Regions from separate parts of the Homo sapiens genome. Here region 2 is linked to region 1. A link is a loop called in an ENCODE intact Hi-C map of the cell type or tissue named here. Cell type or tissue: MCF 10A. All regions are shown on one strand. Each heading gives the region's core, and the rest is flanking DNA. Links, peaks and the distances in the headings are about the cores only.

Region 1 (8,152 bases), core at 2,502-7,501:
GCCCAGCAGTTGGAAGTTGCAGTGAGGTATGATTGCCCCACTGCACTCCAGCCTAGGGGACAGAGCGGGACCCTGCCTCAAAAATAAAATAATAAAATAAACGCAGGAGTTTTGAAAAATTCAGTTTTACATAATTTCCAGAAAAAAACATAGTTTATTTGTAACCATATACACTGCATTAGTGAGTCTTCCCCAATAGGTGAGAACTTCTGTTTTGATAAGAATGATAAATGAATCCTCTACTTAGACTTTTACCCATCTGGTGGTTTGAAGAATTCTCCATAGTCTAGCTTTTGGTTCTATACAATTAAAAACATGTTTCTTCTCTATTGCCCACATACTTCTAGAGCTGGGTGCTGTACGAGACAAATGTATTGCAATATGACCTCTGTACTGGTCCTTCATAGTATGGTGTAGTTGATAATACAAATATTTCTGGAAGTCATTCCCACAATGGGACAGACAGCGAGGAATAATTTAATTATATAAAGAAACAGCTGTAAGCCACATAAATATATCCTCTGAACCAAATTAAATATACCTTAACTCAACTTCTTAGCAGGATTCCAATGATGCCTGTAGCCACTCTAATGCTGCCTGACATGACAGACAGAAGTGTGATGGAGAAGTCAGAATGGGAAGATCCAGTAGCTTAAACAATTACAGCTAAAAACAAACAAACAAACAAACAACCTCACTGTTGTGCCAATTTGGCAAAAACACATTGCAGCGCCTCTTCCAGGGCTGTGGCTGGAAGTCTGGGGCGTTAAGTGGCTCTAAGGCTTATGCTCCATTTGCTTCACCATAGATTTGCCTGGGCTCCCAGATGGGATGGTCATATGCCAAGGGATGTTTGTGTGTCTTTGTGGACAGACATGAAACATCCCAGGGAGAGCTCCTATTCTAAATTACCTCCTTGCGTCGCTTGAGGCCAGGAGTTTGAGTCTGTAGTGAGGTATGATGGTGCCATTGCACTCCAGCCTGGGCAACAGAACAATACTCTGTCTCTAAAAAAATAAAAATAAATGAATCAATGAATTACGTCCTTCATGAAAGTTTGACTGGACCATTAACAATTCATATTTTTCCATTCAACCTTAGCCTTTCCCTTGGTAGAGTCCTCTTTTTAAAATGCTACATCCCTTAGGAGAGGCAGCATGCACTTACTTCCTTGAGGCTTTGTTTTTCAGGGTGTTTTCTTCCTTTTTTTCTAAGAAAAGATAAGGATTTATGAGAAGTTTGGGCCTTGGACATGAATAAGGGCTCAGCAAGGGAGAACGAGGGCAGAGTGAGCAAGGGGCATGAGGTTTTTTGTTGGCTGCGGCAGTCAACGCTAGGGATTGCTGAACTATTATTGTTATGCAGGTGTTAATGTAATTGAGTTGTATGTGTCTGTGTATTTTTCTTTAGAGCCGTTCCATTTTCTCTACAGATTTCGTGTTTATTAAGAGTAAAAACAATGTCTGCTGCCCTTTTACTATGCTCTGAGGGGTTAACCTCTACCCATGTGCAGATCTGCTGTTAGACAGAGATGCCACCTGGAGCTGACTATATATTTGGTGATCCTCAATTCACTCGTGTCTTAGCTTATTTATTCTTCTTTGGACCCACCCGTCCTTCATGGCTTCTACTCCCTTGATGTTCTTTTTAGCATGGTGCTGAGTAGTCAAACAATGCGTATGTTTTTAAGCAGAAATCTTATACAGTAAAGATTAAACAGAAACCCAATTGATAAAATAGATACATGTCAACCTGCCCTGATTGAAGCAGGGGCTGGGGCATAAAGCCCTGGCCATGCGGCCTCCTTCTTTGTGGCAGGTCCCTGAGTGGCTCTCAGAAGTCCTTACAGCTCTTACGGAAGAATGAAAACCCCGGAGTAGAAAAGTTACTCTTGGATAGACAATCAGAAAACCTGGATTTTTATTTTGACTGGCATTTCTACTAGTAATGTGACAATAGGCACGTCATCGATTGCTCTAAGCCTCAGTTTTTGCATTTGTAAAAAGTGGACAATAATATGTTGCCTTGCTCAGCCTACATCAAAGTAAGGCTGTGAGAATGAAATGGGTTATATACGTGAAAGCCCTTCAAAGTGCTCTACATGTAAGAATTACAGTATCACCCCCTAAGTCTTTCCAACAAAATCATCTTATAGATTATTCAAGTCATGTAATCATAAATGAGAACATCTGAAAGGGTTACCGATGCCACCCTATGTCCTTTATAATATCCCAGGTCAGGTAAGAGGCCACCCACTCCTTGTATATATTGTCAAGGAAGCCAAGAAAATAAGAGTGACATTTCCAATATGTAGTGGGACCAAAAGCCCAAATACAAAGATAGAAAGGGCAATGACTAAGCACCACATGAAAGAAATAAAAAACTTACCAGGTGTTGGCACATTTCTGCTGTGGCTCATGAAGTAAGGATGATGCTGTTGCTATGCAGAAACAAAATATTTGGAAGTGACAAATTAATCTTATTTTCAGTTTGTGCCCCAGTGTATTTGTTTGCAGGACGTGCACTGTTCATTGACAAGATATAAGAAGACCTAAAGGGAACTAGAGGAAAATAGAACAGGCAGGGGAAAACGAATGTAAAATACTTGGGCTATTTAACTTGAAGGAAAAACTAAAGATTACTCAGCTTTAGATCACTGAAGAGTGATCTAATAATTGGCTTTTAGGAAACACAGAGATTTATTGTATAGAGTACAGTGTACAGTTGGCACTCAACAAAGAACTCACAAGTCTGTTGGAGTTCACAGACACTGGCCTTCAGGGAGAGTCACAGAAAATTGAAGAAAGGTGCCCTATCAGGAACAATGGCCCCTCTGCCATCAAGTCCATTTGGTATCTAAACCAGTTCAAAGAGATGTTTTCATCTCTCATTTTTAGAGACATAATTGATCCTAGATGGGATTAAGGGTGGAATGACATGGAAGAGCTGGATCTGAAGCATGCTCTTGGAGAAGAGCTGATGATTGACACCAGGAAAATTCAGAGCCAGGAGACAAGGAGAGGTAACTGCTTAGCAGCTCTTAAGCCTTCAGAGATGACAGAATCTGCTTTGGTTGCCTGAAGAGATTGTCCTCCACATTAGACAGATAAGGATGGAAAAAACATAATAAGCAGCTTTTTGTAATTGACATGTGGGATGAAACTGGCAGGCAGAGAAGCTCAACCTACATCAAGATAAGCTTGGCTTGTGGTCAGGCTGAAGGACTTGTCTTGAGATTTTTCAAGTTAGTAGGAATGACTTCCAGACTGAAAAGCACTGTAAGGGAAAAAAGATGCACAAAACACCAAGTGTCCTCTATGGGTTTGTGGACAGACTTTCCACATTGTTAATGGAAATGATTTGTCACATTTTATAGAGTTAGTACACATGGAATGAATCTGTGTTCGTACTTCTGAAGGTCAGAGTCCCATATACTATTCACCTGAATTTTATAGACTAAGTAGTAGATTAGAAATACCTTCACCAAGCAGGCCAGATCAATTGCAGATCTCTTAGAACATGGACAGATTTCCTGTGTATGACACTGTCATCTGTCTTTATAAACCACTGGACACAGGCCTGACTACCTTCTAGATTACTAAACTCATTTGAGAATAGAACATGATACAAAGAATTAAAGGGGTAAGAAACAAGATTTAGCAGTTGCCATATTTTGCTGTATTTTCCATTCATTTTTCTTTTGGGAAAGATTTTGTTATGTGATCTAGTTAAAAAGAAATTTTACAGAACCTGTTAATACATAAAACTGAAGAACATTTTTCTTAAGTATTTTAAACTATAAGACAAAGTCTGAGCAGCTATCATACTTTATATAGTGAATTGTTAGAGGTCTTTTGAAAACCAAGAGTTTTGGTCACCTTGACTTTATTTCGTTTTTTCCTTGCTATACCTGATGATAAATCATTGCTTGGAGTGATGTAATGTGCACTTGTGTCTCAAGTTCATGTTTGTACTGCGTTTATACAGAAAACATGCTCCTTTACAGAGTGAAGTCAATGTACATCTCCTTTACAGAGTGAAGTCAATGTACATCACAGGTTAGCCCTGGAAAATGTTGTTTGCTTTTCTGGAATTTGGTTCTGCTCTACATCAAGATTTCAATGTAAAAAGATTAGATTTCCACAGGTGGCTTTGCATTAGTCAGAACTGAAATCAGAGTCTATTACTTCTAAGAGGTCATGGAAAGCAACTAATTCAAGACACATGGGGGTCTTGCCCAACATGATACATATAGTTAATAGAAAAACTAGCACCAGAATGTGTTGAGTGTTCTTTGCATACAACATATTACAGTAACTTTTGACGTAGCTATATCTGGATAATCCCAAAATGGAACTAGACTCGAGTAGAATTGGGATGCACTTGAGGCTATCAGACACTAGGTGGCATCTGTCTCTTTTTGCATCTGATGGGTAGATAATGTTTCAGTTGGATTTGTACATTGAGGGGAAGTAGACAATAATTTGCAATCTATGATCTTCATTCTTGTATAGATTTATGTGAACTAAGCTAGCACCAATGACTCATAAACTAATTTCAGCATTGCAAATGAGAGGTACCAAGTTCTTGGGAGATACAAATAATCTTTGTGAGTACAGAAGTTCTAAAACATATCACTTGCTTAACCTTCTCAGCTTGGGTATTTAATATCTAGAGGGTTTTAAAACTTCATGACTTTATGAAAATTATACAAGGGATTGACTGAGAATTAAGCCATTTTATGGAATGAAAATTATGTTATTATACTACATAAATGTCGATAAAAATTGGAAGTGTGATATTAATTTCTGATGCCCCATTAGTAGAAGTTGGTAAACATATGTAATCAGGTATAGTTAAGGGAATAATTTCTGTTCTAAACCAGTCTAATTTTCTTAAGTTTTTAGGTTCTATGGATCCTACTCTGAGGTTCTAGGAAAAAAAAATTTTCTTCAACTTTCATAAGTTCTTTGTTGAAATGGAGCCCTGTAGCAATAGGCAGATTAATAAGAGAAAAACAAACAAAAATTTATTAACATATATATTTTATAAATACATGGGAAACACCCAGGAGATGAATAGTCTTAAAGAAGTGGCTTTGAATTCCAGATTATATGTATCATCAACAAAGAACAGTGACATTTTAGAGAAATGACAAGACAAAAGACAGGACTTTGAATCTCCAGCAGCAGCCAATGGTGGGCAGGCAGATAAAGGTGAGTTAGTAAAGCTTGTTAATGTAGATTCCTGTCATCCCATCTCCAGGCTGACATGTGTCCAAAGCTGTCTTCAGTGGTTAATTTTTTTCTCTCCCTGGTAGAGAAGGGGGTCAGGATACCTTTTATCTTTGTAAATCTGCTTCCTGCTTTTTGGCAAATAGAGGTAGGGCAGAGAGCTGTACTGCATCTGCTTGTTCTTAATTCAACTTAACAATCCTTCATATTTTGGGGTGGCATATTCTTGTCTCCCACAATGTATTAATGTTTTTCTCTTCTGTGTTTAAAATGCAGATGTGTTCTGAAGTCAAGAGTCTCTGCTTATGAGTAAGGGCTTCTGTGAAATCTCTGTTGCTGGTTAAGTTGCCCTGGACGTGACTTCTTTTTCTTTCCTACAGCTTTGTAGCTTTCTGCGTCTTTAGTCAGAGTACGCTGTTTACCTGGTTGGCTGCCTCTCTTATTTGGTCCCTTGGTGGCAGGGTAAGAGGGAATTAAACTTTGCTCATTTTGGTAGAACTTTTTAAACTTTCAGATACAAGCTGAAAACTGGTCTCCTATTTTATAGAAACATAGATATTACATTTTGCTTTCAAGGAGAATAAGTCTGTAGACAGATCTTATATAGTTGGGCACAGGAGCTATTACAAAATATGAGAACACTATTGTGACTGTTTCCTCTAATGGTCTCTTAGCCTTGCTTTGTTCCTGAATTTTCATCATGGTCTTAATTACTGGCATGGACCAAGTTATTGTCTCCCCTTACTCTCCATTCATAGGTTGACATCCAAACTGTCAATGTGATGGTATTTAGAGATGGGTTACCCTTTGGGGGTAACTAGGTTTAGACAAGGTCATGTGGTTAGGCCTTAGTGATAGGATCATGTTCTTATAAAGAGACACCAGAAAGCTTGTTCTCTGTCTGTCTCTGCCATGTGAGGACACAATGAGAAAGTGGCTGTCTACAGGTCAGGAAGAGAGCCTTTACCTGGCACTGAATCAGCCAGTACATTGATCTTGGACTTTCTCCCCTCCAGACCTATGAGAAACAAATTCCTTTTGTTTGAGTCATCCAGTCCATGGCATTTTGTTACTATAGCCTGAGCAGACTAATTCAGTAACCATCGTGTCATGATATTACTTTAAGGGGGAAAAAGAGTACACTTCTGTGTTGCTTAGTGACAGGGATATCTTCTGAGAAAAGTGTTAGGCAATTTCATTGTTGTGTGAACCTCATAGAGTGTACTTACCAACCTAAATGGTATATATATTTTTCATGTGAAAACCAAATATGCCAGCACCATTATTGAATATCAATCATTTCCCCTACTTGACCTGAAATGCCAATATGAAGTACCACATATCAGGTTTCTATGTATGCTCCGTTATAATCTTCTGAAACCACTGTTTTATATGCAATCCATCACTGATGGAATTGTTACGTGGTACGTGACTGTACTTTTTAAAACTGTGGTCAACATGAGCATCAGACTCTCTTACAAACAACCCAGCCATCTTTCTGCAATTAGAAGCATCTCAGGTACTTTACTCCTTAATAGTTTCATTTTATACAAGAGCCAGCAGCAAGAATCTCTCTTTGCAAGCCCCAGCTGGGGAACCAAGAGTGATTGTTTAGGCTGTGAGTGTTAGTGATGGTGGGTGTAATGGGAGGATGGGTATCATGCTGATATTGGCAGAGGGTGCAATTTGACTCATTTAACATGTATAATGGTTTGCACCCTGCATTAAGGATGGTGTGTTTTGAAACTGAGACTTTGAGGTAAATAAATTAATGAATACAGATAAAATATTGAAGCAGGAAATTTTAACATGTTAATGTCCATTTCTATTTGTGGTCATCCTGTACAACTTTAGAGACCAAATCTTATATGAGAATGTCAGTTTCACAGACACTTATGAGACTAGATGAATAGCATCTATATAAAGAAAATCTGAAAAATCCTTGACAAAATCACCAAATGGCAAATGCATTTACAATGGTCTGTAAGAAAAGGGAAAAGCATGAAGAAAACCTCAAATAAAACAAGGAAGAGCAAACAAAGGCTTACTAACATTCTCATTGCCATTATCTATCTTTTTTTCTAGGGCTAATGGCTCTATATAAGACATGCGCATTCATCTACCAACGACATCTGTGCAGAGCATGGAACAGCGTAGGTTTGTAATTGCTCGCTACCCTGAGCTAGGGAAAATGAACTTCTGACATTTTGGAGGAAACAGACTTAGCTTCTTTGGTAAGGTGAGGGTACCCTTGCTGCTTAATGTTCTAAGTTATTTTGTGGACAAACAAAATAAGTGGAGAAACTATATGTCTATTACTATTATGTTACTTATAGAAGCAGAGAAATCGTTTTCAAAAACATATATTTGGTTTATAAATATGCTTTCTAGGAAGGGCTCCAATTGCAAGTTTATAAGCACTTAATGTGTTAGCAGATATAAAACTGCTGGAATTCTCAAGGTTTTGTTGTGCATTAAGGAGGAGATGAATAGACTTTGATATCAGTCTTTCAGTGAGGAAAATTATATTCAATACTATGCAGGGATAATCAAATCCTTAGTGAAGAACTTTGAGGACCTTGAAAACGTATAAAACTGTGAACCCAAGCTCTTACTGGCATTTCTGATACAGCATATTCTTCCTTATCCTTGAAAGCCATACTCCCTCTCCAAGTAATATCTTAAGTTCATTCCTTTTGTATGGCCCTGTATCAGCTATTGCTCTGATCAGGGAGAAAATATTGATTTCTTTACTTTGTGACCCTGGTGGGAGCTCAGGAGTTATACTAAAAATGAAATATTGGTGGCCCTAGATGAAATGTGTCTCGTGGTCTGCTTTTGAAAATTGCAGTTAATCCATTTGCCTAGTGTTCCATTATTGGAACGCTAAGCTTGTGGAGTTATTTATATCCTGCTGC
Region 2 (8,152 bases), core at 1,385-6,384, 140 kb after region 1:
ACATCGCACCATTGCATTCCAGCCTGGGCAATAGAGTGAGACTCCGTCTCAAAAAAAAAAAGAAAATTTCCTTCTCTGTTTAGTCTCACAAACAATGTCTTTTAATTTACATTTTTGATCTATTTCATACATAGACACCTACATTTAAAATCCCTTGTGAATTTTATTTTGAAATTAAAGCTGAAAATGAGTCTAAATATTATGTGAGAATTTGTGCTTTGATCAAGATTATCTAAAAGAGAATACTATTTATGTACATATGGTCTATCTATCTATGTATCTATCTATCTATATATATATATTAAAGAGAAGACAGGTCAGGTGCGGTGGCTCATGCCTGCAATCCCAGCACTTTTAGAGTCCGAGGCAGGTAGATCGCTTAAGCCCACAAGTTCAAGACCACCGTGAGCAACATGGCAAAACCCTGTCTCTACAAAAAATACAAAAAATTAGCCGAGTGTGGTGGCATGTGCCTGTAGTCCCAGCTACTGAGAAGGCTGAGGTGGGAGGATTGCTTGAACCCAGAAGGTTGAGGCTGCAGTGAGCTACAATCACACTACTGCACTCCAGCCTGGGTAATAGACCCTGTCTCTTAAATAAATAAATAAATAAAGACAGACTTTGTTTAAAAATATGCAAATACCTATAAAGACAGAAACACAAAATTTATTTTGATCTGGAATCTTAGACATGTTTACCCCTTACTTTTTCCCCCCATTTTCTAAAAAAGCTAATGATGCTATTAAGATAGCAAATATTGTTGCTGTTTTTTTTCCATTGTACGGTTAATGAACTTGAAAAGCTTCAGGACTAGTGATTTTCTGTTTGATTTTGCTATTCTCTTGTTTCTTCTTCTTTGACCAGCCAAACTTGATCCAAATGCTTGGCATCAGAATATAATTTCTTGAGCTTTACCCTCTGTATTCTGAAGAGCCATCAGTGAGCCTTGACTTTGGGATTCTCTGCAGAGCCGTTGACTGAACCGAGATAGCCTGATGACATCGGAATGATCTAGCTTTAAATCATACAGGTACACAATTTTTGCAGCATTCCAGATTCAGAGAACAAATATATATCTTTGCTTCCATGTGATAGGCATTATTTTTTTTTTTATTTTGCTAAACTTCCTTCATTTCAGTTAGTATCTGTTATGGATTGGATTGTGTCCTCCCCAAACAAGATATGTTGAAGCCCTAACCTCAGAACCTCAGAATGTGGCCTTATTTGGAAATAGGGTTGTTGCCCATGTAATGATTTAAGTTCAGGTCATATTAGAGTGAGGTTGGTCCCTAGCCCTTATGACTGGTGCCCTTGTAAGAAGAAAGTCATGTGAAGACAGAGACAGAGAGAACCCCATGTGACAGATGATGAAGGCAGAGACTGGAGTTATGTAGCCACCAGCCAAAGGATGCCAAAGATTCTCAGCAAACCACCAGAAGCCAGAGAGAGGCAAGGAAGGATGTTCACCTGCTGGTTTCAGAGGGAGACTAGCCCTGCTGACATCCTGATTTTGTACTTCTAGCCTGCAGAACTGTGAGACAATACATTTCTGCTGTTTTAAGCCACCGCCTAGTTTGTGGTCCTTTGTTATAGCAGCCCTGGGAAACAAATACAATGTCACAGCCCGGTGGTCCTGCTGTCAGAGGCTGCGTGATGGATGTTGGCCTGGTAACTGCACTGGGTGGCCTCCTTAGCACTGTCTACACATACCGACCCCTGGCTTCATCATGGCCAGGAAACGGCTCCCCCAGACTCAGCACCTCAAAGCCAAGGCCCATGCCTAGGCCAATGAGAAATGGCAGTGGAGACTGAGCATTGCCTTCCTCCTAGGTTCAGAATGCTTTCCAGTTCCTGCTCCATGAACTGGTATGGTCAGTGCGGAGTGGTAGAAGCAAGGTCCTCATAACAAACAACTAATCCTGACTGGCAGCAGCAGAAGCAGTAGAATGTTGCTCTAGGATGCCCAAGACAACTTCCATACAGCAGCTTTTCATGTCCCACCATCTCCTTTTCTATTTTGTCTCAATCTCTTTTCTGATCATAATACCAGGCCCCATTCCTTTCCCTGTATACTTTCTTTAGTTGAATATGTCTCTAAGCTTTTGTCTTCTGTCACCCTTAACTCAGACATAGTCTGGTCCAGCCATAGTTGCTAGGGATGGCAGCTCCTGCTTTGTGAGAAGCATGACCTGTCTGCTTCTCAACAGTTTGGTTCCACCAGTTTCAGGGACAGAAGAGGGTGTGTACCAACCAATAAGGACAATTACTTAATGGATAAATCTTGTCTATTTCACAAAACTTACATGTCCAAGCAGTAGCCTGTTGGAACTTCTATGACCTACTGCAGAAAACCAGATTACCATTAGGGCTACATATCTTCCATTTTAGCTGTTTTTTTCTTATTATTACTTGACATCTCACATACCCTGTTAATAGGAAGTCCAGGGTCTCCCTCGGGAAGCAACATCTCTCCCTTCACCTGTTTCTGCCTTTATCCTGATCAATTTAAAGAATCTGAAGCCAACTCAGTCTACTTCTAAAAGATAAGTCAGTCCTTTTTTCAAATACCAAATAGAACAGATTCATGATCAGATTTTGCCAAGACCTGTCAATATCACCAAGTGCTGCCCCTGGAAATGACTACCACTGCGCATCATTCAGTTCTGACCTGGACTAGGGTAAGGTACCTAGCAAAGTCCTTTCCCCTTGGCCACAGTGATTGGTTTAGAGTAGTTATCTGACCTGAACTGGATCACTTGCATGAAGTACAAGACTTCGGTTCTATGTTTGCGGGAAGAAAAGTGAGCCCCTACAGGTCTCGACGTCTTGACGAAGAATGACAGCAGCCACCCTGGATCAAGAGCAAGACAGAGGATGAGGCTGCTGCCTTGCAAGACAAAGCCTAGAAATGGAGGGACCAGGAGCCTCTGCGGCATTGCTGGGTTGCTGAATCCACTCTTGCAGGGAACCCAGAACATGCTGAATGTTTCAATTACACAAGGGAATGAATAAAGGCCATTACGGTAAAAGATAGTTTAAGTTGCACATTTGTTTTTTATAAGTAAAATAAACTCTAACTGGTATAACATAAAAAACCATTTGTAGTTCTCAGCTGTTCAATTAATTGAATAAACTAGTTGCTGCTCACTTGCATAAGGACTCCTAAATATACACTTAAATTCTTATTATAATAAATGTTTCCCATGGTGAAATATCTATACAGGAAAATTTTTCTAAAGTTTTTGTTAGAAATAGATAACAGCTGAGGAAAAAAATCCCCCCAGAAAACTTCTATCAGGAAAGAGAAATCAGATGAAATGTTTGAAAATGAGCTTTTTAGTACTCAAAGTCTAAACCTCCAACTGTTGGCTCTCCTGACCCCTGTCCTGCGTGTACAGGGCCGATGTTCCACTACTAGGGAGTTATAGGAAGGGCCGGTGCAAAATTAGCCCTTAGGTAACCATTTGTGGCTTGTATGATTGAGGAAGACATAAAATGCATCCATCGATTCTGAGTTACTTGATTCCTGGTAGGGGAGGGGATGGGGACTGAGTTAAGCAGGTGAGTTAAATAAATGTTTAAATAAGGTTTTCTGAACTGGGTTTTTGGGAACCACAAAGTTGGGTTTCAGATTCCTAGTCAGTAATAGAAACCCCCTATCCTTCCTCTCCAGTGCAGAAATAAAGCCAGTTTTGGGATTAATAAGATTAACACGCTGCTGGTCTTACTTCTTGGACTTGGAGCTCTGTGGCACCAGGGCAGCCTGAGTTGCCGGCTGGTTTCACAACCATGACTGTGGTCCTCACAGTGACAGGAGGGACACACCACACGGGAGAGCTCTTCCCCCAAGATCGAGTTATTTTTCTTGCGTAGCACTCCTTATGCAACCAGTATTGTGACTAAGCACTTCCACCCCAAAGATTCCTTCAAAAACATTTTCCTGGCTCCAAATGAGTGCATTCTACTTTGTTTTGCTTTACTGCTTCTTTTTCGTTCCTTCTCAGTTATTGAAATAAAACTGAGAGCCAAATCATAAACTTTGATTTTGTGTTTGACCTCAAGTTTGCTCTGGTCGTTTCTTTCATCCTTTCTTTTTCCCATCAAGCAAGTGCTTCTTCAGTTTACTAGCAACATGCCTGCTAAAGCATATTGCACAATATGTGGCTCGCCACGTGACAGTGACGGTAGAAAATGTAGTTTAGGGCCTAAAACATTGTAGGTATGCCAGCTGCCATGACATCAGTATTGTTAATGCTATGGTTATTCTTTTTATATCAGCTTTTCATATCTCACTTTACAGATTAAGCAAAACAGCTAGCCAATATCTCTGTTTTTTATTGCATTCATAGAATATTATTTTTATTTGTGGGACATATTCTAAATACAGGCATGTGGCACCTTAAGCAGATCCAGTATAGCATACAAAATCTAGATTTATACATTTGTTTGTAATTTTTTTAAAAAGCTAGTTCTCTTTTTGAAATTTAAATATAAGTTGATGACTTTAGTTTTTAGTTTTTTTTTTTTTTTAAATAAAGTTACTGATTTTATTAAGGGGAATTCCCTGATGTGGTCCTTGTGACAGGCAGCTCCAAAAAGGTGTTTACTATTAACCAGTGTCCTCAGCAGGCTTTCTGGGCTCGGCAGATGTGACCTGACACAAACAAATCCACTGTGGTTTTACCTACTAGGATTTGTTTTCATTGTTATTCTAGTCTAATTTTTCATTCGGACAGTGAAATTGGTATTCCATGCAAATTTTCTGGGTATCTGTCCTTTGCTTCATTTTTCAAGTTGCATAATTTAGTCACATTATTTTCATTTGCCTCTATAGCTTTGGTTTACTTTTTTTTTTTTGTATGTTAAGCAAAAACAAAACCAAAAAGCTTTACTCCTTTTTTCTCTACAATAAATCTCTATTTTAAGTATTGATTTGCAAATATGTCTGTCATGATAGTTTTGGGGTGCTTTCCTTCCACTTTTATTTTTATACTAGAAGAGGAATTTACTGAAATCCTTAAAGTTATCTGGCAATTCAATCAGATGCTGCACCTCATTTAAATGTGTTCAGCAATTGTCACGACTGGCATCATTAACTTCTATATTCTTATCTGCTATAATTGGTGATTGATGATGAAGGTTTCTAATCACAGGTGTGATGATGGTTCAGTTGGGCTCAGTGATGTTAAGGCTGAGTGAGCACCTCCTTTACAGCCTTTCTTTCATTCCTTAGCTCAAAATGAGCAAATAATTTTCTATAGCAATCAACCATTCTAATCTTTAGGGAATCTTAACTTATTTTCATCCTATGCTTTAAAACACTATCATTGTGAGTCTTCATACACAGATACCATGTGCCAAAATACTTGGTTCATTTACTTGACAATTAAACCAACCAATCAAGAAATTTGAAACAACAATAAAAATAAAATTTTTAGGTAGATGTGATTATGTTTTGTTTCAATAAATGTAAACAAATAAATAGATATATAGAGAATAGTTCAGATGAAATTAGTAAAAATTGACTAAATTTTGTATAAATCAATTTTATAAATGTGACAACATGAACCACATTTTAAAGAAAAATAACAGAAAAATGGTGTTAAATCCTAGTCTTTGGGGAGGAAAAGTGATTGTACCATATTTTATAAATAAGAATTTTGAGAACAATGAATATAATTTTATTTATGTTAGTAGAGCAATTGTAAGAAGAAGGAATTAAAGTTATGATAATCATACTGGTTAAAAGTGAATTAAAGTAACAGACTACTTTTGGAAACAGTTTGGCAAAGCTCACTGGACTCAATGGAGGAAAGGTATATAAAAACATATATTGGCAGATGGTTTCCTAAATGATAATTGTTGTTAAAGCTAATATTGCCGAATTTGGAAAAACACAGGAAACCTGATGGCCAATTCTAAGGAGGAAAAGAAACATCGTTTTATAGAAACAATTCATTTGATATATAATAAATAAACATCATGAGCTCATTTGGGGGAATCCATGTGCATGTTACTAATTTAAGCTAAGCCTTAATGTTAAAACTCATCTCTCAAGTGCCAGTAACCCTTAATAATTGCCACAATAAGCCATCACTTACTATTTCCCTACCATGTGCAAAACTCTGATAGAAAGACTGTGACAGTACAAGGAACTGTAAGCCAGCACCTCTTTCATCTTTGAGACTAGTGGTAGAGATGGGCATTTACACAAGATAAGGTAATAAAACAAAGCCAAACAGAAAGTGCCTACTAGTAAGTAAATGGTAATGGCATGAGTGTCATCAGCGTGGAGAGAAGGGGCATGCAATTTTCAGTTTAGCTGGTCAGAGAAGCATCTTAAAGACTGGCTTTGGGCTGGGTCAAGAAAGATAGGTAGAATAGGAAATGACCTGAAAAGGAGAAGAAGAGGAACTTTAAGGCAGGCAAGCTAAAGATGTCATGAGGGAAAGTTAAGAAGATAAAAACTACAAAAAAAAAGTATATTTTGGTAGCCAGTTTGGCTGCCTGCTGGTTTCCTACCCAGGAATAAAGAAATGAGTTAGGAAATATAAATGGAGGCCAGGTGCTGTGGAGATTTGGTTGTAGATAGAAGGGCTGTTGAGTAGAGTAGCATTCACCTTCAAAACTGTCCCCAAAGATAACCTTTCACCCTGTCCCTTTGTCTTCCTGTCACTCTACAGCTCAAGGTTTTGTCCCTCTATCTAGTCTTTTCAAAACTGTGTTGTGCTCCATGCTTCACACTTCTCTGTTTCATGTCTATACATGTCTTGAAACTAGCAGTCAGGTTTCATTTTACTGCACAATTTTCTGTGTGAGCCCCAAAGACCAGAAAACAAAGCTGAACTTTGGGATAAATTTTACCAGGAAGATTTTTCTGGGAGTGGAACCTAAACTGGAGGTGTCATAGGTATTACTGAAGAAGCAAAGACAAGAGATTTTGTTACACCTCCCTATGTCTAAAGCCTGTTCTCATGTCTAATTCCATCAGTTTTTCTCCCCTGCGTGGTGACATCTGGCTTATCCAATTAAATTAGCTCAGATGCTCCTACTTCTAACATCTACCATGAAGTCATTCAGTCATTTATTCAAATGTATTGAGCACCTACACTATGTTGAGAACCATGTTATGGAACCCAAAGAAGAACAAGACAAAAACAAGCTTTCATATAGATCTTGCTTTTGAGAGACTGAATATACAAGTGAACAATGGCCAGATCATATATAAAAATAGAACTCTGACCTGCACCCTGACCAGGATGCCAACCCTCTTATCTACAATAAGCAACCCAGGAAGCTAGCCTGCTATAAATCAGATTACTATCTCTAGTAACAACCCAGGAAACTGAACAATAACTTCTGTAATAATCGGTCCAAAATGGCCAGGACTTGATTAATATCTGAGAGCTTCTCTAATTTTTGTTCCCACTTTTAATTTAAGACTAACTAGAGAAAGCCAAATTTGCTCTCCTAACCAATCATGTAGGATGTCTTCTAGTTAACCACCCTATAGCTTTCCCATGCCAACAGGCTCCAATCAAGGCATACCTGAAGGCTTTCCTCTTTTCTGCTATAAAACTTTCCCACTTCTTTGCCTTCTTTGATTCTCTGCCAAAATGCAAGTGATGATGGCTCTGTTGCTATAGTATGCGCTGAATAAACAGACTTAGCTTTTCTCATCTGGGTGGTCTTTATTTTCCACACTTGATGTACAGAAGTCATTCATGACAGTTCAGCATCATAGTAGAGATGGGCTGCAAATCTGCAAAAATATAGAATGCTGTAGTAACACCAATATTCTCTAACCCAAATCTGTAGAGTTGTGGTTCAAATTTCTACCTAAGGAAGCTACAGGTAACTTGCTAATAACCAGTTGCATGAGTGACAGTCAAAGTGGGAAAATAACTTTATTCTTTTAACTCTGTTGTTCTTAAATCACTGTGCTATGGCAAGAGCCCCTGGAAATAAAAGTGTTCTGGGTCACTTCTAACAGTCAAGTCTCACGTTTAGGTGCTACATAAAAGCACAGTTTAAATACAAAGTTTTTTTGTCTCATTTTATTAAAAGATCTATCTCTCAATGTTAGAAGCTAGAAACAAAGGGAAGAGGGAGTGATTGTTATCCTTGCTATTTACCCAATTAACTCTTCCTC

What was found. A loop is a pair of places that touch in the nucleus more often than their neighbours do. Peaks named below come from ENCODE experiments on the same cell type or tissue, not always from the same donor. Only the 100,000 strongest peaks of a DNase experiment are listed, where the experiment ranks them.
Region 2: it touches region 1 in a loop (3-fold over the local background); 2 of 110 quality-filtered maps call a loop at or near these places.

What each region holds. Positions count from the first base shown.
Region 1 is chr2:151,048,052-151,056,203 of GRCh38, reverse strand. It overlaps LOC105373686 (a long non-coding RNA gene), which reads left to right and starts at 5,623. Exons shown (of 4, transcript XR_002959484.1): 1 at 5,623-5,696; 2 at 7,320-7,473. In MCF 10A, for the core only: a CTCF peak has its summit at 4,415 (motif pointing right); DNase peaks (open chromatin) are centred at 4,403 and 6,273.
Region 2 is chr2:150,907,850-150,916,001 of GRCh38, reverse strand. No RefSeq gene overlaps it. Among named protein-coding and RNA genes, the nearest start is that of LINC02612, 280 kb to the right of the region's middle. In MCF 10A, for the core only: a CTCF peak has its summit at 3,857; DNase peaks (open chromatin) are centred at 3,851 and 4,151.